Linked DNA regions of Homo sapiens: region 1 is linked to region 2. The links are chromatin loops, found by intact Hi-C in ENCODE. Cell type or tissue: endothelial cell of umbilical vein. All regions are shown on one strand. Each heading gives the region's core, and the rest is flanking DNA. Links, peaks and the distances in the headings are about the cores only.

Region 1 (4,404 bases), core at 97-4,096, 120 kb before region 2:
AACAAACAAACAAACAAACATAAAACCCAAAAAACAGCCTTAGTGTTTCATTGGTGTTTAGTGGAAGTGTGTTTTATTCTCTCTAAGCTAAAGCTCCCTAAGGAAGGGTTTAAAAGGAGTTCCTGCATCTTTAACGTAAGAGGATGAAGACCTTGATATGACGAAAGGACAAAGCTAAGATTACAGGGGAGAGAAAAGAATTGAAAACAATCAATGTGTTGATGCCGGGCTTAAAGAGGGTCACTGAGAGATCAGCTTTACCTGCATCTGTTCCTTAATTAAAACGAGAAAGATGACAGTGTCCACTACTCATCACTATGGTAACATTTAAATATCAGGCAATTTTGACCAGCAGACCACTCAAAAGCAAAGCCAAGTGAATGGTTAAGTAAATTCATACAGTGTATAGGCTGCAAATACGTGTGGCAGAGCTTCAAATAAAGTTTTAAAATCAAGTCAGATGTTAATTTTCTTCAGGCATCTTGTAAATTGGAAATATTAAAGAGAACTTGCTAATGAAAAGGCAGAATAGGACAACATATTTGTGAAGGGGAAGTCTTTTAAAAGAGCTTTTGAACAGATTTCCATTGTTTCTCTGTGTAAGTTGCATTACATTATCTTTTGCCTTTCACCGTTTCAGTGATCCAAGCTATATCCACCCTAATTGTCGAATAATTTCCATTGTTCACTTTGTTCCATTTTTATTCTGCAGAAATCTATTTCACTTACATAAATTATTGTTTGTGGATGTTTTTTGTTAATTATAGTTTTTCCATCCTTTTTTTATTCCTATTTCCTATCTCCTCATTTAATTCATGCATCATCATTACTGTCATCAAGAAATGTTCATCACTGAAAAATGTAGCTTTATTTTCAATAAATTAAGCAAGACTTACAGAACTTCTCTTTTCTGAATGATGTGATTTATCATTGATTAGTCTATCACACACTACATTGTTGACTTCTGTCAAGTTAACTCTCTAATTATTTGTTCTATAAGTATCTTTATAAGTACACAGAATAGGAAAAAGTTTAAAATGACATTAATTATAGCCTATTAACAAATTCAGAAATCCTATCTTTACAAGTGGAATAGACATTTGTTTTATATTTTATCTGGCCTTTCATAATATCAGAAAAATTCTCAAACATGACTCTGATATACTGTATATGCAAAATGCATTTTATTAACAGAGTTCTCTCCTCTACCAGTGTTTAAGTCCTTTATGAAGAAACAGGCTGTTTTCCTATTCAAATGATACCTTTCTCAGAACAGAACCAGTTCCATAAACCATCAACTTATTGTACAATGAAGTGAAAGTAATAACACTGTTTGCTTAGGCAATATGATGTTCTACTGATATTGGGTTCATTATATAGTCATCATTAACATGATTTTTACTTAAAGATGGTTTCTAGCTCTTTGTAGCTAGCAATATTTGAAGTTTTTGCCACATCACAGGTATTTATTCTGCTTCTCTTATTTCCAATGTTCTGAATAGTAGCATATTTGAAACCTGCAGACCTAATGTTTTAACAACATTTTACAAAATCCAAATGAATCTTTATTTCTAAAGTTTATTATCTAGGTACTATAAATAGATACCTTGTATGTCTTATTTTGAGAGTATGTCTTTAAAGAGTAATCAATTTTCATGTCATCAATTTCTTTCACTTGCTATTCTTGCTTTAACAAATCTAACTGGAGATCAGATATATAGTAGCATCAGGTTACATAGACTACTTTTAAACTGTTAGCCAATTTAAGTGAGAAAACCACAAAATAATTGGTAAAAATCCTTTTCTTTAAATAGTGTTTTGAAAAACTACAAAAGCGTTGCACCAACTTTTGTTTAAGATATTTATCTTTATCTAAGTTTAAAGAATTATGCACTTCTACCACTTTCTGCCTCATTAAGGCTTCCTAAAAAGGTAATTTAACCACTTGGAGTTCCTTTATTAAAAATAGTAAAGACAGTTTTGATCTTGTACAACACTTCTGAAAGTGAGAAACAAGTAACAAAGTCTCACCCACCATCACCTGCTTCTTTATGCAAATATCGAAGCTAGCTGCATCTCATATCCACTAGGGGGATCATTACACAGTAAAAATAGATTGATCTCTTTATAGGTGTTTTACTTTCCCACTTAATAGCACAAAGAAGAAAATTAGTTTTAAACAACAACAATGAAAATCATTTCAACAGAACTAGTGGTAAAATATTTTTAAAATATCAGATGTTGAAAATATTTTCATTTATTTTAAAAAGCTATTATTTTAAAGTCCACATTTGGAAACTAAGCCTACAGTCCATGTCCTAGTTTCCAAAAAATAAAGACAGAAGCAGAGTCTTTGCAAAACATACGTCCACAAATTCAAATATGCCATAGCCATTAAATTTACTTTAACGCTAATTTCATTAAAATTTTTTCTGATGACACATTGTTAGAATAATGATGAGGTTTCAACATGAATTTTGGAGGACACATTCAGATCATAGCAATGATGTTCACACTTTAAAAAACAACTTACAAAAGTCCTTTACTGCATCCCTTTGCCTATAAGAGGCTACCACTTACCAGTGGTCCCTCAACAGTTTTGGTCTATGGATTGTTTAAGCAAGAAAATAGAACTAAACATTCTATAAATCAACTATCTTGCACCATTCTCTTGCCAACACCAATAAAGCTTTCAAAACTTCATGACAAACCTACCCTCGCTCTAAAGAAACCTAATGAGTTGCTATCATGTAAGAGAACATTACAAAATCATAGAGAACAACAACAACGCAGTCATCTTTACCATCTACCTACCATTCATTAATCTAGATGATGACCATCTCTTATTCAATTTTGTACAGTCAACCTAAGTCCCACATCAAGTGCTTGCTAAAAGTTTGATAAACAAATGGATGACTGATCTGGGAAGAGACAATAACAACCACTCATTTCATTATGATCCAGATATATAGGGAAATGCTGCACTTTTAAATATCTCTGTAAGGAATGTATTAGAAGTGCCTCATTGATGAACATTATTTTCCTAATTAAGAAGGTATGGATTTAGGCCAGGCATGGTGGCTCACGCCTGTAATCCCAGCACTTTGGGAGGCCGAGGCGGACGGATCACGAGGTCAGGAGATTGAGACCATCCTGGCTAACATGGTGAAACTCCGTCTCTACTAAAAATAAAAATAAAATAAAATTTAAAAAATTAGCTGGGCATAGTGGCAGGCGCCTGTAGGCCCAGCTACTCGGGAGGCTGAGGCGGAAGGATGGCGTGAACCCAGGAGGCGGAGCTTGCAGTGAGTTGAGATCGTGCCACTGTACTCCAGCCTGGGCGACAGCGCGAGACTCCACTTCAAAAAAAAAAAAAAAAAAAAAAAAAAAAGAAGGTATGGATTTAAAGAATCCTGATGACTTCGTTCTCAAATTTTACGCTAAGCCAGGATTTCTCGACCCTTGGCATTAATACTTTGGGTCCAACATGTCTTTACTGTGGGAGACTGTGATATGCATTGTAGGGGGTATAGCAGCATCTCTGGCCTCTCTACACACTAGATGCCAATAGCATCCCCCAACTGGGAAAAGCAAAAATGTCTCCAGACATTGCCAAATGTCCCACGGGAGGTAAAAATCACCCCCCATTGAAAACACTGCTCTAAGCAAACCACATTTCTAAACTTGAATCACCAAGAAAAATCTGGAAAAGGCTTCAGGGAATATCTTACACATTACCTAACACCTGTCAAAGGGCAAAGATGACAGTCATCATCTGTACTCATGCTTCAAGGAATGAAGAATTTATACAATGCATCCTGTGAGTATCAGACTAGTCAACACTGTCAGATCTTGTGCTTACCAAGTCTGACTAAAACAATTACCAAAAAGTCATGCTTTAGTATCATTAAAAACTGAAATGAAAGGTAATACTGTATTGGTTATTTCAATACCTAACAAATTTGTGCATATCATTAAGAAATAAATATGTTATCTAGTTTAGCTCAAAATCGATGTTTCTCAAATCCATATATTTTAAAGTCAGAAATTCCAGTAATTCACATTGTAGGCTGACTTCAATCTCTACTGATTCTTAAAACCATGATGTTCCTTATGTATGAATCACTAATATTTTATTTAAAAAAAGATTTTTCGTCAAATTATCAAAGCTGAAAAAAATACTACCATTAAACCTTAGAATTCTTCATGGCAATTCTTCAAATATGTGATGACTCATGAGGCCCTCAAAAACTTTCCGTTTCCTTTACTATTCACAACTTCAATCATTACTCATAAATTATTTTTCCTTGACCTTTAATTATTTTAGGTTAATTTATTATAGATATTTTCTGCCTTCTCTACATTCCTTCTTAATGAAAGAATCTCTATTCCATCTAGTTTTTG
Region 2 (4,404 bases), core at 126-4,125:
TCCATACATTTTGGTTATATCGAACACAAATTCTACCCAGATCAAAAGTATAAACCTCATTGTGACACGAACATACCCTCCGCTTTCTTTCCTTCGCTCAGGTGGAAAGGAATGTCAGGACCAAAATTTGAGAACATGAATCTCTAGTTATACCTAACCCATCACCAAAATCAGCTTGCCTACCAGTAATTTTCTTTAAAAGCTCAGTGCTTAAAGGAGGTCCAATACAAGCCAGTTTTTCAATGATACACATAGTCACATCTTTGTTTCACAAAAGCACTGTAACAACCCAAAAAATAAAGTCATTTAGGGAAGAAAATTGGAAAAAGCTTTGAAACTTTAAAACTTTTGGGCATCAGGAAAAGCCATTAGTTGAGTAAATTAACAATTATCAGAGGTTTTTTTTTTTTTTCCCCACTTAGAGTTACATTTCATTTTCTTAAAATAATTTCAACAATGGCTAATTTCTTGTCTCCAAAATAGTTAACACCAAAAGCACATGCTACACACTCAGGAGAGTTGGTTACACATTAGTAGAAAACTGTACTTCATTGTCATTGTTGATGTTGTAAATAAAAATTAAAGCAGAAAGACAATATGGTTCATTAGGAAGCAAGTAATATTTCCTATGATGGTGTTATATTTTTAATGATTGTAATGACTTACAAACTGGCAAATAATTTGCATAGATACTATATCCCCTCTTCCCAGAATATATAAGAAATCACATCACTGACTCAAATTATAATTGTAAAAGTAGAAAAAATGATTAATAGTTCCATTTATTCTCGTCTCTCGCCAAAAGGGATGGTAGGAGAAAAGGAGAAGGAATTCCTGTTAGTTGTAGGAATCAAAGAAACGTAAAGTTTAAGTATTAAATATAGTGGGATAGTACCAGTAATATGTACAAGTCAGTAGGAATCAATCTCTTAAGTGCTTCCCCCTTCACTTCTCTTTGTTCTTTAGGAGAGTATTGGCCTGAAGTACCATTAACAATGATTACCATTGGGCTTTCCATCCAAGTTAATATCTAACATCTCAGATATGTTCTCATCTTCGATCAAAATTTACTTTTAAAACATATATAATATTCTCATGGTTCAAAAAAAAACTATGTAAGATAACTCTGGACTCACTTCCATCCCCATCCCTTTTATTCATTCACACCCACACAATATACATTATTATTTTCTTGATTAAGGCTTATACTTCCTGTATTATTGCAGGAACAAGCAAATGTATGTATTTATTCTTATGTGCCCTTCTTTCTTATGCAAAAGACAGCATTCCATATATACTTTTGAAGTTTTCTTTAAAATTTCCACCTAAGAATCTTTCTTGGAAATGTCTTCCATATTACTGCATAGAGATCTTCCTCATTATTTTATTTATTTATTTATTTATTTTGAGATAGAATCTCACTCTATCCCCCAGGCTGGAGTGCAACGGCACGATCTCGGCTTACTGCAACCTCTTTCTCCTGGGTTCAAGCAATTCTCCTGCCTCAACCTCTGGAGTAACTGGGATTACACGCACCCGCCACCACGCCCAGCTAATTTTTGTATTTTTAGTAGAGTTGGGGTTTCATCACATTGGCCAGGCTGGTCTTCAACTCCTGACCTCAGGTGATCCACCCGCCTTGGCCTCTCAAAGGGCTAGGATTACAGGCGTGAGCCACCACGCCCGGCCTGTACAAATACTTCTGTAGCAAGAAACAACTCTAAACTTTCTTTAAATTTAGAACTTATATTAGGGGTTTCAAAACAGTGATTGAATGAATGAATGAATGAATGAATGAATGAATAAATCTACTGGATCCAACAGCAGTCTGACACAAGAGCTTGGGGATAGTTCTCAGCAAATATAAGCCTGATTTAGAGTTCTGAAGGCAGGCAGGTGTATTTAGCAAGAGCTTTTTCCTACTCTTCGGAAAATGAGACAGCCTGGAGATGAGGTAAAGACCACCTTTCCTGCAGTTCCTACGTAATGGACGTAATGGACAGGGTGCATCCTGGTTTGTGGCTTGAGGCTGCTGTTTGTCCAAGTAACACATTCATTCTGTTGTTGTAACCCTTACAGGAATGATGACTAATGCTTTGAGGAAACAGCAGACGTCAGACAGCAAGCCCAGAAAAACCTGCCAGCACCAAGAGGGTGTCCTCAACAGGCGCCTGGGGGACATATTATTCTAACTAAAGAGACCAGAGCTTCCCCAGGAAGGGAAGAGGAGAGAAATGAAGAACGTCTGTGTTCATGTTTGCCAAAAACAAAAGTCTGAGAAATCTCTGAGAGACTCTACATGGGAGGTGAAATTTACCTTTTCTAAGACCATTGTTGATTTTCCTTTTACCCTTGAAGTGGACTGAAATATCACTAATGGTGAGAGGAAAGCTCAGAGGTTCTATTAAAGAATGTGAAATAGGTTAATGCTTCTGCACCAAGATTTGATTGACTGTTAATACCAGGTTTTAAAATTCACTTGTATCATTTATAATACAAATACCTGATTCACCTGCATTCTTTTGGTGGGGGGCGGTGAGGGAACCTGGGGTGTGAATGGCCTCCTAAGCAGCAAAATCATTGCTAATATCAGCATTTTGCTGTCTCATCATCTAATTATCACATACAGGGCACTAATCGAAGCACCTCATTTAAAGTGAGAAAAGCTTTGCTAAGGGCAGATGATTCAGCACGGTATCCTTCGATGAGTACTGTCATCTCAAATCCTTTTTAAGAAGTAGGTATTGTGTAACTAATAAGTAAAATGAAAGCATAGAGTTTACTAATAAGTTACATGTTCCATTTTTTAAAGTCTCTGTAGTCACGATCATCCATTTTCCCCAAAACTGCCCTGTCACATAATAATATGCATACATACAAAACTTATTTCATGTTTAAAAGGCATCCCAGAGAGATGAGATGTGGATGGGTGTGAAGAGTGGATCTGGGGAACCGAATGGGTGCAGATGTCTCCACTGACAAAGAGAAAGGCATATGGCTTCCTTCCTCCCTGGTGTGCCCGGGTCTCAGAGAGAGCTCTAGATTTCCCTGTGATAAGCTTCTGCTTTCGAGCTCCACTGGGAAGATATTTTGTATGCCACAGAAAACCAAGATGTTTGCATTCCCACCAATCCAGGGATAAAGCATTTTCCTCATACAGACACAAAACATACAGTATATGAATGTTTAATGGAGGCTAAAACTGGGAGAGGAACAGAAAACAAGAACAGAGCAGGTTAAAAAAATATCTGGTTTCTCTCTATCAAAATACTAATTAAAATTCATGTTCATGGGGATGATTATACATATGTTTTTGAACTAAAAGTCTAACCTGGCACTATTTTTTGGCCTTATTTTTGTGACAACATTTTTGTCCATATGGCATGAAGTGAATCATTTTACATCTTTTTTTAAGCTCTATGTGTTTTTCTTGTTGTCTATTCCCTCTTCTCCCACCACACACACACTGGCAGCCGCTACCAAGTTACCAAATGCCAACTCAACCCTGCAAGCTGGCTGCATGGAGCTATATAGTACTGGCATCTTCCTTTCTTTGCAGAAATATTCTGTGTGTGTGTGCGTGTGTGTGCGTGTGTGTGTCTGTCTCTCTCACACATGCATGCATGCACACACCCCACATACATACCATTGAAGCACCCTGAATATTTCTCCTTCATTTCCATGCTAATCTTTCAACTCCTCGGGATTCTGCCCAGCTTCCAGTGTGTGTGCGGCACTGGCTGCTGGCCTGCTGCAGAAGGCCACACCAGCTTATTTGGTGCCTCTCACCCCTGGCCTTCCTTCTCCATGGCATTCTGACAATTAGTGGTTCACTTAAGAACTGCTATAAATTAATGGTTAATCGAGCCCATATAATTAGTTTATTCACAACAAAGTGCAAGACCCATGATTGTCCAGTGGTTCTCCCCCAACCCCAATTTCTCGTTTTAAAACTTACAACAATCCATATCCCCACTTTGGCAGACAGGAGAACGCCCCTTATCTGTAGTGCAGCCACACCACCTGACCGCTTGGGTTGTGGATGGCACACGTTTTGTACACGTGCTGCCTCCACCAGCATCAGGCACCGCCGAGTTTGTGTGGAAGGGCAGCAACTCCACCTAACAAATGTAACTTTAACAACAGTAAAACAACCTAATAGCTTAGCATGCCAGGGGGCTAATGTGGCGGGCCATTTACTGCTGCACTAAATAGCCCCGGTTTGATTCTCATTGCCAAGTGTCGAACTGAGAATTGCAAGGCAGGAGTAGCTCCTAATTCATTAGATAAAGGGGGTCATTGCTCATAGGGCTGGGGAAACTGTAGAAGCATAAGAAAAAAAAAATAAACAAGGCATTCCCTTTTCAAAGGCCATCAAAACCCAGGCTAACCATGGTCAGGAAA

Evidence for each region. Peaks named below come from ENCODE experiments on the same cell type or tissue, not always from the same donor. Only the 100,000 strongest peaks of a DNase experiment are listed, where the experiment ranks them.
Region 1: it touches region 2 in a loop (2.9-fold over the local background); 1 of 110 quality-filtered maps calls a loop at or near these places.

Annotation. Positions count from the first base shown.
Region 1 is chr12:24,107,538-24,111,941 of GRCh38, forward strand. It overlaps a transcript of SOX5 not described here. Among named protein-coding and RNA genes, the nearest start is that of MIR920, 100 kb to the right of the region's middle. In endothelial cell of umbilical vein, for the core only: a CTCF peak has its summit at 2,090; no DNase peak of the experiment used is centred there.
Region 2 is chr12:24,225,082-24,229,485 of GRCh38, forward strand. It overlaps SOX5-AS1 (SOX5 antisense RNA 1), which reads left to right. Exons shown (of 5, transcript NR_120472.1): 2 at 2,080-2,306; 3 at 2,630-2,737. It also overlaps a transcript of SOX5 not described here. Among named protein-coding and RNA genes, the nearest start is that of SOX5-AS1, 4.0 kb to the left of the region's middle. RefSeq lists an enhancer at 1,914-2,208. In endothelial cell of umbilical vein, for the core only: no CTCF peak of the experiment used is centred there; a DNase peak (open chromatin) is centred at 2,000; H3K27ac peaks cover 1,634 bases.